2 separate regions of the Homo sapiens genome follow, and region 2 is linked to region 1. A link is a contact called in ENCODE Hi-C or POLR2A ChIA-PET data. All regions are on one chromosome and are shown on one strand. Each heading gives the region's core, a stretch centred on a gene start or an enhancer-like site at or near the end of the contact. The rest is flanking DNA. Distances are from core to core; before and after follow the strand shown.

The links. Hi-C counts contacts between places; a loop is a spot of excess contacts on that map. ChIA-PET counts read pairs that join two places held with the same protein, here RNA polymerase II (POLR2A). Pooled maps may share reads with other maps.
Region 2: a map of GM12878 shows a loop between it and region 1 (7-fold over the local background). The contact joins two enhancer-like sites. A Hi-C loop is called at or near these places in 1 of 168 maps with a recorded cell type or tissue (GM12878), 14 of 37 single-sample maps with no recorded cell type and 6 of 50 pooled maps. POLR2A ChIA-PET finds 5 or more read pairs at or near these places in 3 of 52 experiments (A673, GM12878 and activated B cell).

What each region holds. Positions count from the first base shown.
Region 1 is chr13:112,764,109-112,770,497 of GRCh38, forward strand. The region is part of intron 1 of ATP11A (ATPase phospholipid transporting 11A); the gene reads left to right. Among named protein-coding and RNA genes, the nearest start is that of ATP11A-AS1, 13 kb to the left of the region's middle. RefSeq lists enhancers at 361-1,344, 1,345-2,326, 3,901-4,230. Within about 2 kb of position 4,128, at least 9 of the 41 ENCODE cell types and tissues checked have a DNase peak (open chromatin) inside an H3K27ac peak, as active enhancers do; they include GM12878, where a contact is called at or near this core.
Region 2 is chr13:112,800,753-112,807,141 of GRCh38, forward strand. It overlaps ATP11A (ATPase phospholipid transporting 11A), which reads left to right. Exons shown (of 30, transcript NM_015205.3): 3 at 4,205-4,294; 4 at 5,461-5,541. Among named protein-coding and RNA genes, the nearest start is that of ATP11A-AS1, 49 kb to the left of the region's middle. RefSeq lists enhancers at 1,577-1,826, 2,653-2,892, 5,882-6,389. Within about 2 kb of position 2,998, at least 2 of the 41 ENCODE cell types and tissues checked have a DNase peak (open chromatin) inside an H3K27ac peak, as active enhancers do; they include GM12878, where a contact is called at or near this core.

The DNA.
Region 1 (6,389 bases), core at 2,878-5,377:
CACAGCTTGCAGTAGCCCTGTTTGGCCGTAGCCCCCATAAAAGCAGGAGTATCTGTGTGGGGTGATGGAACCCTGACCCTAGGCGTCCTGGCACGGTGGTGCCTCTGCATTCACGGTGACATCGCTCCTGGACACTTCGCCTCTGACACCTGCGGGGCCCCGGCCTGTTCCTTATAGGCTCATGCTTGAGTGTTTATCACGACTTAGCTTCCTTGTGTCTGTCACAGACAGTGCACTGTAGTGGTTTGTAGAAGTTCCTGGTGCAGGTAGCCCTGTTCCTTACGATTTCATGGAATGGGGACATTAGGAATATTTGTTTCCTGATGGAGGGGTTCCTGGGTCTGTCAGGGTTAGAAGACCTCCTGATGATGAGCAGAACAGGGCAGGGAGAACTCTGTCTGGAAGGTCCAGGCCTGGGCTGGGCCCCCACCCTGCCTCCCATCCAGACAGAGTCCCAGGTGGGGCCTGTGGGCTGTGACTGCTGCAGGGATGGCATTAAAGGAGCCGAAGAGGACCTGGAAGCCCAGGAAGCTGGTGACGTGCCCCCTGCATCAGGCTGTGCATTAAGTCACCGCATTCAAAGGGTTTGTGTCCCCTTGATGGGCTCGTCTGCCTGGGGCTGGGGCTGCAGTGGGCTGGAAGTGCAGAGTCCTGCGTTCACACTGGATGGCTACTGAGGTGAATGGGACCCAGGCACGTTTTCTTATGGAATGTCCACAGCCTGGTTGTTTATCCCAGAAGATCAGTAATAGTGACACCCTCTGACCATGAGCCAACCTCTTTCCTTAGCTCAGGGCGCTACCAGTCTGGGCTGGTAGAAGCCCCGACACTTGCCTCACTCGGATCCCTGGAGGAGGATTATATGGGCACTGGGGCAAGGCAGGGACATCTTGGCAGCCTCCCCACCGCACGCTTTTCTTGCAAGTCCTTTGAACGGCACCTGCTCCTTAGCTGCTGCCTGGCAACTTTGAGGGTTTCAGTGAGATGGGGTGAGTGCTTCCCAGCCAGCAAAGTGCGTTGACAGTGGCTGGCTTGCCCCCCCTCCCCCCCGCCCCGGCTCTGGAAGCTTCTCCCCCTGGGTCTTCCAGTCTCATGTCTGGACACAGACAGGAGAGGTGAGGAGGAGCAGCAGGGGTGGCCCGGGCAGTTCCTGTGACCTGGAGGCCTGGCAAGTTGTTCTGACGGCCAGGCCCATCCTTGGGGAGGCCTCTGAGGACGCCTGGAACCCCAGGCCCGCCCTGCCTTGTTTTCTGGTCCTGGCCTGGGGGGGTCGTGGTCTCGCTGGTGCAGCCTCCTCCGGGCAGGCCCCGCCTCTGCTCCCTTCCCCTCACTCCATCTGATTCGGCCCCGTTTCCTTGTCCACTCCACGTTCTTCTGAGCGTGTCTCTGGGACATGGTTAAGGTTAAGAAGCGGCCTCTGAACGAGGGAGAATGTACTGAAATTGCCTAAGTGAACTTCAAACACAGGAAGAAGCGCTCAGTCGATGTTCATGGTGAGAACGAGGGTTGATCTTTTGAATGAGTCACGGGTTTGAGAGAGACCTAAGAACCATTCGATCTGAAAACTAGATTCACTTTGAACAAAATATCTCAGGTGCTAAATACTCCAGTTAGTGTGGGGAAATGTCTCTGAGAACGAAAGCTCTGACTGACCGGAGCCTGCTACAGTGGATCTGAAAGATGCTCACGAATAATTCTCGCTGCAGAGCTTAGTAAACCAACAATACAAACGATTTTCTGTAACGACCTCCCGTAAAGCAGCCACTCCCCTCACAGCGCTGAGCAGGCGTAACCGCCAGGGTCCTCCCCCTTCTGAAGCCGCGGCTTCCTTGCAGGCCGGTGTCCGGCGTTGATCCTTTAACTGACCATGGGCAGTTTTAGTTCACGAGTGTGGATTCTTGGGATACGGTCGGGGGCGGATCCCCCTGTCACGGGTTGTAGAAATTGACGCAGCGTTTTCCGATGTGCCCACCTGCTTGAGGAAGGAATAGTGGTGGAGACGGACTTCTTATTCTTCAGATGTGCCCACCTGCTTGAGGAAGGAACGGTGGTGGAGACGGACTTCTTATTCTTCCGACGAGGCAATCTCTGCCTCTCCATGCAAGGTCGTCCAACCTGCCTTATTTTGTTGTTTTTCTGTTTTCTTTTGTTTTAGGCTTTTAGCAGCCTGAAGCCATGGTTTTTCATTTCTGTCTCTAGTAATAAGCAGAAGAGGGATGAGTAAGGGGCTTTACTGGCCCAACCAGAAACAAAAAGTAAGAACCCAAAACTGTATTCTCTCCTTTGGACACCTGTGCTGGGGGGAGAAGCCCCTCACCCAGAGGCTGTCACAGGGCATTCCTGGGACCCTCTCTTTCCCAGACTGTCCTCCCTGCAGAGCTGCGTCCAGAAGGTGCGTCCCGGCTGAATCTATACTGCAGCCTCAGGTCAGTGACTGGCCCGGCAGTGTCTTCTGGGGTCAGGGTCCTTGCAGGACCACCGTCACATGCTTGCATCCGTCTCCCTGTAAGGGAAGGGGAAGGGGGAGGGTTTCCCTCATTGGCTTCTGCCCACCCCCCAGGATGGGGGCAGAAGCACCTGAGGGAGTCTGCCTCTTCCCTCCATATTCACTGTGCTGAAAGCTGCAGCAGGTGCCCAGTTCTGCAGGAAACAGGCTTTGAACATGGATTCCTGTGAGGAGGATGTGGGGGCGTTGGGGGCCACTGTGGGAAGGTGGGGAGATGTGGGGGTGTTGGGGGCCCCTGTGGGAAGGTGGGGAGGGTGTGGGAGTGCTGGGAGCCCCTGTGGAAAGGTGGGGAGATGTGGGGGTGTTGGGGGCCCCTGTGGGAAGGTGGGGAGGGTGTGGGAGTGCTGGGAGCCCCCGTGGAAAGGTGGGGAGGATGTAGGGGTGTTGGGGGCCACTGTGGGAAGGTGGGGAGGATGTGGGGGCGTTGGGGGCCCCTGTGGGAAGGTGGGGAGATGTGGGGGTGTTGGGGGCCCCTGTGGGAAGGTGGGGAGGGTGTGGGAGTGCTGGGAGCCCCCGTGGAAAGGTGGGGAGGATGTAGGGGTATCGGGGGCCCCTGTAGGAAGGTAGGGAGGATGTGGGGGTGTTGGGGGCCCCTGTGGGAAGGTGGGGAGATGTGGGGGTGTTGGGGGCCCCTGTGGGAAGGTGGGGAGATGTGGGGGTGTTGGGGGCCCCTGTGGGAAGGTGGGGAGGATGTGGGGGCGTTGGGGGCCCCTGTGGGAAGGTGGGGAGGATGTGGGGGCGTTGGGGGCCCCTGTGGGAAGGTGGGGAGGATGTGGGGGCGTTGGGGGCCCCTGTGGGAAGGTGGGGAGATGTGGGGGTGTTGGGGGCCCCTGTGGGAAGGTGGGGAGGGTGTGGGAGTGCTGGGAGCCCCCGTGGAAAGGTGGGGAGGATGTAGGGGTATCGGGGGCCCCTGTGGGAAGGTAGGGAGGATGTGGGGGTGCTGTTGGGAGCCTGGCTATTTGCCTAACCACAGAATATCTGTGACTGTCTGATCATCTGCACATAATTGGCTTTTGAAAGGGGTGTGTGACTCTTTTACTCTGAAGAGAGGACATTCTTCTGATACCCAGTCTCACAATAAAAAGTTGCTACCTTTACTTTCCCCACTTGGCCAATGATATCAGTAGCCACACTGCAAACTCTGAAGTCTCTCAGAGCTCTAGTCTAGGACTCCAGAGCGTGAGTGCGTCTGTGGTGGTGGGCTTGACCTGAGGCTCATCCTTGTCACCTGCTCGGTGGCAGTGCCTGCGTGCAGACCCCTCGCAGCACTCAGGTGTGGCCCGTGGACTTGTGGTTTCGCTGCTGGCTGGGGAACCCCCTCCGGCTCCTCACTTCCCCACCAAGCGCTGGTCACAGAAACGCCCTTCTCTGGTCACTGCTCTCTGGCCTGGCTTGGTGGTGGCTTTGGTGGCAGCCCCGTCACCCCTGGGATCCGTGTCCTCCTGTTTCTTTCGTTTCTCCTGAAGGTTTTCCAAGTGCCTGTTTGCTTCTGGGAATTTCCTCTCTGCCTTCCTCCGACTTCCTCATAGCCGTTCTTTTATTCCGGCCTCCCAAGATTGCGTGGAGCCCGGCCACTGCCAGGGCGGCCCTGTGATGAGCTACATGGGACACAAGAGGCAGCCCCAGGCGCCCGCCTCCACCTCTACCAGCAGCGTCTTCGCTTTCACTTCTGCCTTCTGCGGCGTCTTCCTCTGTGGAGTTGGCGTCGGCCACTGGCTGTGGGGCAACCTCAGCCTCTCCAGCGGACGCTGCACCATCCCTATGGTGGAGTCTCAGCTTTGGGGATCCAGGGTGCCTGCCGGATTTCAGACAGCGCATTCACAGACTGTCGCCAGCTGAGCCGCCCTGGTGTCTGGAGTTGTTCTGTGTATGCTGTTATCCAGTTACTGACTCGCAGTCCTGCAGTTGTCTTCATTAGATATATATTCAATATTTTGGAAATATGCCTACAATGCATTCGTTGTCTCGGCCAGTGGCTCGTGACCCTCTGCACTTGGAAGGTATATAATTTCCGTTGCTTAAAAGGCGACACGTATACTAACATGTTTGTTTGTGAATTGGGATATGCTTGCTTAGTTTTCTGGCTAATTCATCTTTAGAAGGAGGGACTCAGTCGTGGGGAATAAACGCAGCGACCCCTCGGTGTTCCCGCTGGGCTCGTGGGTGACGCAGTGTTTTCCGGTGGCTTGGGAAGAATCTGGAGGTCGGGTGCTGAGGCTTGAGCGTCTCTCCTGTAGGTTGGTTTCGCCCGGTCCTCAGGGCGGAGTTGCTGCTCATTCTCATGCTGGGCCTGTTTTCCGATTCCTGGTGCTCTCTTGTCTTCACCTGCAGTTCACTTGCGGGCAGTGGAGGCTGCACTGTGACGTTAGTAACTGTGAAGGTGTGACCCATGGTGGAAAGTTGGTTATGTCTGTGATTGATGGGGAGGTGTTTGTGGTCGGGGGTGGAACTGCTATGGGGGGAAGGTTTGCAAGTCGGGAGACGGGAGCAATGACAGGGCCCCATGGGCTGCCCCCCGGCTCCTCCTTCCAGGCTCCTACCCTTCCCCATGCCCGGCCTCCCCCACTTGCCTTTCTCTTCTTGAGTCAGCACCACTACTCACACCCCTGAGCGTGTGCCAGGGCTGAGCTCCAAACCGGGCACAGGACCTCCCGGCCCCACGGCGTGCCTGCAGCCCCGCCCTCCTCTCTGAGGCTCAGAGGCACAGCAGGTGCAGCACAGCCTTGGCCCTGAGGCTCCCAGCATGGTTGTCCCGGCCAGTGGCTTGTGACTCTCTGCCCGCTGCGTTTGGGGGTGAACTGAAGGAGCCCGTGACCCGGGTCCCTGGCAGCTGTGGCCTCTTTGCTGCGCTTCCTCTTTGGCCAGAGCCAAAACCAGGTTCTCTTCTGCACACTGGAGCAGGGACCTTGGCCTCAAATTCTAATGCCTGAGTTTATAGTTCTCCCAACTTCCCCAGAGCCGGCCCATAGCTCAGTCATGTGAACCTCGACACCACCCTGGTTTTCCAGGTGAGATGAGCCTCAGTGACAGGCAGAAACACGTGGCCATGAGGAATGCACCAGCCTGAGTCTAAGGGAAAGCTGCCGATTTCTAGCACTGATTTGCAGAGGGGTGGGCGAGCCTGCCCAGTGCCCTGTGGTGAAGAGGAGTCTCTGTCCTGAGAGAGGCACCGTGAAGGCACCGTGCTGAGGCCAGCCTCAGAGCCGCGGGGAAGCCAGGTCTGTCTGATCGCTTCCCAGCACTTCCCGTGCCATCCCACGCGGCTGTAAATGGACACACGTTAGCCACAGCTGCTGCTTCACAGGCAGCCTGGTCAGAAACGTACTCCTGTCGAAAATGGAGGGTGAATCGCATGAAATCAGCGTTACGTTTGCTCCTGCTGCATTTCATGAGTCCAGCGGAGTCTGTTCCAACTGCACCCCCCAATCCTGGACGTGCTGTGGGCTCCAAGCGATGCTTTGGTCACCGGCTCTTTTCCTCTGTGTCTCGACTCTTAGGAAGCTCTGTGTTTCTTCCCACTGTTGTGAACTATCAGAATTAGGCATTCCAGAGTAGGCCAAGAATGATTTGGGGTGAGAATTTATATTTTTATTTCAGTTCTGGACCCAGTAAACTATGGTCTAGGTCCGCTGGCACCCCACATTTCCCAGGTCGACTGTGTTTCCAGATCAAAGGGATGTCCCTGTGCTTTTGTGGATCATTGTGACCCAAGTGATTTTGTGCAAAAAATATCTTCATGGCAGGAGAATGCCACTGAGAGCCTTGAAAATACCTGAGATTTGTTTGAGGAAGAAAAGAAAAAAGGAAGGAGAGAAATCCAGTCGTTACCATGAGTGTGACGAGAGTGGGGAGAACCAGTGGAGCTTCTGATCCTGTCCCAGCA
Region 2 (6,389 bases), core at 1,748-4,247, 36 kb after region 1:
AAATATTAGCAAGTCCAATTCAACAATGTATAAAAAGAATTATACACCATGACCAAGTGGGTTTATCCTAGGTATGCAAGGCTGATCCAACATTTGAAAATCGACTAATATAACCCATATTTACAGGCTAAAAAAGAAAACTTACATGATTATATCAATAGGTGCAGAAAAAGAATTTGACAAAATTCACTACCCACTCATGTACTGCAGCAAACTAAAAACAGAGGGGAATTTCCTGAGCTTCATAAAGAGCATCTCCGAAAAGCCCTACAGCTGACGTCATACTTAATGGTGAAAAACGAGATGGTTTCACCCTAAGATTGGAAAAAAGGCAAGAAATCCCTTATCACTGTTCTTATTCAGCATTGTACTGGAAATCCTAGCTAATACAGTAAGAGTAGAAATGGGAATAAAAGGCCTACAGCTGACGTCATACTTAATGGTGAAAAACGAGATGATTTCACCCTAAGATTGGAAAAAAGGCAAGAAATCCCTTATCACTGTTCTTATTCAGCATTGTACTGGAAATCCTAGCTAATACAGTAAGAGTAGAAATGGGAATAAAAGGCCTACAGCTGACGTCATACTTAATGGTGAAAAACGAGATGATTTCACCCTAAGATTGGAAAAAAGGCAAGAAATCCCTTATCACTGTTCTTATGCAGCATTGTACTGGAAATCCTAGCTAATACAGTAAGAGTAGAAATGGGAATAAAAGTCCTACAGATTGGGAAGGAAGGAATAAGACTATCTTTGTTCACAAGTGATATGATTGTCCATGCAGAAAATCCCAAAGAACCAACAATAACAAAAAAACTTCTGGATGTTAGAGGCGATTATAGCATGGTTGCAGGATGCAAAAATTAATCGCTATCCTATATGCCAGCAATGAACAGTTGGAATTTGAAATTGAAAACAACACTATTTACATTTAACCCCCCCACCCACCAAATTACACAGGTATAAATCTAACAAGATATGTACAAGGTCTAGGTAAGGAAAACGACAAAACTGTAACGAAATCAAAGACTTAAATTAATGGAGAGATGTTCCATGTTCATGGATGGGAAAACTCCATGTTTTTAAGATGTCAGTTCTTCCCACTTTGACCTGTCCTAATCAAATTCCCAGCAAGTTAATTTCTAGATATCACCAAACTGATTCTGCATTTATATGGAAAGGCAAAAGACCCAGAATAGCCTCGCAGTATTGAACCAAGTTGGAGAACTGACACTAGCCCACTTTAGGACTTACTGTAAAACTACGGTAATCAAGACAGTGTGGTGTTGCTGAAAGAATAGAGAAATAGCGGCTGGGCGTGGCGGCTCACACCTGTCATCCCAGCACTTTGGGAGGCCGAGGCGGGCGGATCACGAGGTCAGGAGATTGAGACCAACCTGGCCAACACGATGAAACCCCATCTCTACTAAAAATACAAAAAAAATTAGCCGGGCGTGGTGGTGGGCGCCTGTAGTCCCAATTACTCAGGAGGCTGAGGCAGGAGAATGGCGCGAACCCAGGAGGCAGAGCTTGCGGTGAGCCGAGATCGCGCCACTGCACTCCAGCCTGGGCAACAGAGCGAGACTCCGTCTCACAAAAAAAAAAGAAAAGAATAGACAAATAGATCAATGAAACATCATAGAGAGCCTGGGAGTAGATCCACCCAGTAAATCCACCCAGATAGTCAACCCATTCACCCAGATAGTCAACCCATCTTTGACAAAGGAGCAAAGGCAATTCAGGGCAGACAGAAAAGCACTATTTCTTTTCAACAAATAGTGCTAGAAAAACTGGACATGCAAAAAAAAAAAAAAAAAAAAACCCAGCAACAGTGACTCTAGACAGTGATCACACACCGTTCAAGAAAATTAGCTCAAAGTGAGTCATAGACCTAAATGTAAAATGTATAATAATGAAACTTGTAGAAATGTAGGAGAAAGTCTAGGTGACCTTGGGTTTGGCAACAAGTTTTTGGATAACACCAAAAACACTGTTCATGAAAGGAAAATTGATAAGTTGGACTTCGTGAAGATTAAAAACTTGAGCTTTGCAAAATACAGTTAAGAGAATTAAAATATGAGCCACTGACTGGGAGAATAGATTTGCAAAACACACATCTGATAAAAACCTGGTATCAAACAACACATGGAAAATAAGGGTGTTTGGATGGGTAGGGCGGGATGACCTAGGGAGGACATGGAAAGTTAGTTTCTTTTTTAAAACTCCAGAGACTCTCTTCTGGAGCTCCCCTTGCCTTTTTTATTACAGTCAACCTGAGATGGGAACTGAAAATATGGCCGTAGTTGTCATGAACTGGGGGGAGCCACTACTCTGTTTTTACCCTCATTAAGGAACTTTATTGTGAAAGGTAAAATCACTTTGTAAATGTGAATTAGAATAGAAAATGGAAATTCCTTATATACTCTCTAAGCCACTGGAAACTTGAGGCAGAGAAGTTTTAAAAGACGCACATGGATTTCCTCTGAAATATTTGTAAACACCAAATTCAGAACATGTTGGTTAGTTTAGGACCATACCAGGCTTTAGTTGTTACATTGAATTGTAAATAACTTATATTCATGAGCCTGGAATTAAAGAAATTCTTGGTATGAGAATTTGACAACTACTTCTGGCTTCCAGGAGCCAGAACCCACCTTCGAATGGGATTTTGAAATAAGCCCCGTTGAAGAGACACACAGATGGCAGAGGCCGCAGCACAGGCTGTGAGACCTTCTTCAGGTTTCGGTAGACTGTCTTCATTACGGCGTAAAAACATGTCAGATGAAATTTCAGAAACTATTTCCAAACTCAGTGAAGGTTCGTGACATCTGGGACGTTGTTGTTTTCAACACAGAAGTTGAATGAAACTGCTACAGAAGCAAAATGAGAAGTGTGGAGAGGAGATGCTGTGGTGGCTGGGCATTCTCCCTCCTTCCCCTCCCTCCCCTCCTTCTCTCATTCCCCTCCTTCCCTCCCTGACCTCCTTCCCCTCCTTCTCTCATTCCCCTCCTTCCCTCCTTCCTCTCCCTCCCCTCCCTGCCTTACTTCCCCTCCCTCCCCTCCTTCCTCTCCTTCCCCTCCTCCTCCTTCCTCTCCTTCCCCTCCTTTTCCTCCTTGCTTCCCTTCCTTCCCTCATTCCCCTCCTTCCCTCCTTCACCTCCCTCCCCCCATCCCCTCTCTGCCCTCCTTCCCCTCCTTTTCCTCCTTTCTTCCCTTCCTTCCCTCATTCCCCTCATTCCCCTCCTTCCCTCCTTCACCTCCCTCCCTGCCATCCCCTCTCTGCCCTCCTTCCCTCCTTTTCCTCCTTCCCTCCTTCACCTCCCTCCCCCCATCCCCTCTCTGCCCTCCTTCCCCTCCTTTTCCTCCTTCACCTCCCTCCCCCCATCCCCTCTCTGCCCTCCTTCCCTCCTTCACCTCCCTCCCTGCCATCCCCTCTCTGCCCTCCTTCCCCTCCTTCCCTCCTTCACCTCCCTCCCCCCATCCCCTCTCTGCCCTCCTTCCCTCCTTCACCTCCCTCCCCCCATCCCCTCTCTGCCCTCCTTCCCCTCCTTTTCCTCCTTCCCTCCTTCACCTCCCTCCCCCCATCCCCTCTCTGCCCTCGTTCCCCTCCTTCCCTCCTTCACCTCCCTCCCCCCATCCCCTCTCTGCCCTCCTTCCCCTCCTTTTCCTCCTTCCCTCCTTCACCTCCCTCCCCCCCATCCCCTCTCTGCCCTCCTTCCCCTCCTTTTCCTGTCCTTCCCCCTGAGGCCTCAAAGCCCCTGTGCCTGAGCTGTGGACAAGAAACACGCCTGCCTCAGAAGCTGCCTGGAGCTGGGTGAAGGCTTCCATTCAGCTCGCTGTCATGCTCTCACTCAGAGGAGAGATCATGCAGAAATTACTGAAGTAAAATGCTAATGTGTTGAGTTAATGATCACAGGTTTACGTTTTATAAAAGACATCTTAATAATCAAACTATTGTTGAGCTACCTTGCGTTTTATCTTGAATTCTCTGGAGTTAGGTAATTTACATACGTGTTTCAGAGTACACACTTTGTTTAAGCTGTCTTAGCTGTCAACAAACACTCTAAATTATGAATTATGAGTTTTATATCTAAAGCTAAACATTTTGTACTGTAAAATCCAGTGCTACTTACTATGCCCTAGAGTAACACTACAAGAGTAAAATCTGATCTCAATGATGGATGTTTGTTTTTCTTTTATGCAGTACACATTTTGGAACTTTATACCCAAGAATTTATTTGAACAATTCAGAAGAGTAGCCAACTTTTATTTCCTTATCATATTTCTGGTGCAGGTAAGGCCGGTCATTGTTTTCCATCTCATCACATATAAATCTAAATAAGTGACATTTTATTCTCAGGTAACTGCCACACGGCTAATGAAAGAGCAAGGACATGGTGCCCCTCACCTATGATTAATTTATTTATTTTCTTAAGGAAGGGCAAAATGTCTTGGTTCTGTGAGATCCACACAAGCTAAACTACACACGACGCTACTTTGGGTTTAAGTTGGTGACAGCCTTTCCTGCCCCTTTCCTTCTAGTACCAGAGGGGAAATCAGAGCTTTGTCATCATTTGGACAAGTTCACTGCCAAGCTATGCATCGTTACACTTAATTTACTCTTCCTAAGTGTGTGTGGATGCTCTAAAGAAAATCCAGGCCGGGCACAGTGGCTCGCCTGTAATCCCAGCACTCTGGGAGGATCACGAGGTCCAGAGATAGGGACCATCCTGGCCAGCATGGCTAAACCCTGTCTCTACTAAAAATACAAAAATTAGCTGGGTGTGGTGGTGCACACCTGTAGTCCCAGCTACGCGGGAGGCTGAGGCAGGAGAATCACTTGATCCCAGGAGTGGGAGGTTGCAGTGAGCTGAGATCGTGCCACTACACTCCAGCCTGGCGACAGAGCGAGACTGTCTCAAAAAAAAAAAAAAAAAGAGAAAGAAAAAGAAAGAAAGAAAATCCAAAGACAGTACACATGAAAAGAGAGTTTAAAGGAAAGAAAAAAAAGAGTGAAAAAATATCTCGGGGTATGAGTTAGGGAGCAATGTGCCAAATGTGTTTTAAGAACAGCACTCTAATTTTTCTAAATCATACAAAATGCTACTGAAGGACTTTAAAAATTTTTCCAACATTAAATTATTCAAATCATGTAATTAAAATGTGACACTGAGGCCGTGGGGTGAATTAATACAAGGCGTGCCCCGACTTCAGACTGGGTCTGCCACTCTCGGTGGTTTCCTTGAGCATGTTCCTTAATTTAAAAAAGGTGCCCTCATTTTAACAGTCAGTGAAATAGGACGATTGACTTGCTATCTCCCGTGGTGGGCAGTCAGGTGCCAGCAAAGGTCTTTAAATAAGTCAAAGCGAATGGGAAGTGCTGGCTCAGGGCAAACTAACCTGCCTGAAGTCACTCATTTGTGTTTTTGAAGATGATTTTACAATTCTCTCTTTCTGCAGTTGATTATTGATACACCCACAAGTCCAGTGACAAGCGGACTTCCACTCTTCTTTGTCATTACTGTGACGGCTATCAAACAGGTAAGCATTTTACAGACGAAAAAGAAGCAATCGTCATCTTCACCATGTGAATTGCCTTTCATTCAAAGCGAGGTGATTGGTTTGTTGTAGCTAGTTCACAGAAAATTCAACCAAGTTCTAGAAATTCATTTTTATAACTGCGTTAGATTGATACTTGAAGCGAAATAAGAGATGTTATATAATTTAGTTGCTAGTCTGGCACCATGCGAGTTCGAGAAGAAATCTGTGGTTTTCACATCCCAAATCACCCAGAGATGATCTGATCAGATGAGTCACTTAACCTTTCTGTATCCTTGACTGTCTTGACCACCACAGAACATGCTGTTTATGGACTCCAGCAAATGGGATGCTGTTTTTTGTTTGTTTGTTTTTGGTTTTGCTTTTTTTTTTCATAGCCCCAGTAAATAAGGCCAGTGACTAACATGGAGAAGAATACATCTCAGTTTTACTCTCTACGTATCCATTTTATCACCCCCAGATTCCCTGTACACGTGTTCAGTCCCTCCCCATTTTCTCCTCCCCGTCCCTGGCAAAGACTCATGTTTCTGTCACCGTAGAGTCGCCTATTCTAAACATTTCGTACTCACGGCTCATAGGCGGTGTTTTGTGACTGGCTCTTTCACTCAGCATGATGTTTTCAAGGTTTCTCTGCATCTGAGCAGGCGTCAGCGCTTCATTCCGTCTGATGAATGAGTCACGGTCCCCTGCACATACCTGGCATTTTGTGTATCACGCGTCCTCTGTGGATGGACATTTGGGGTGTTTCCACTCTTTGGCTGTTCTGAATAATGCTGCTGAGAACATTTGTGTTTCACACCCACCAGATTGGCTTTCAGATGTGAAAGGCT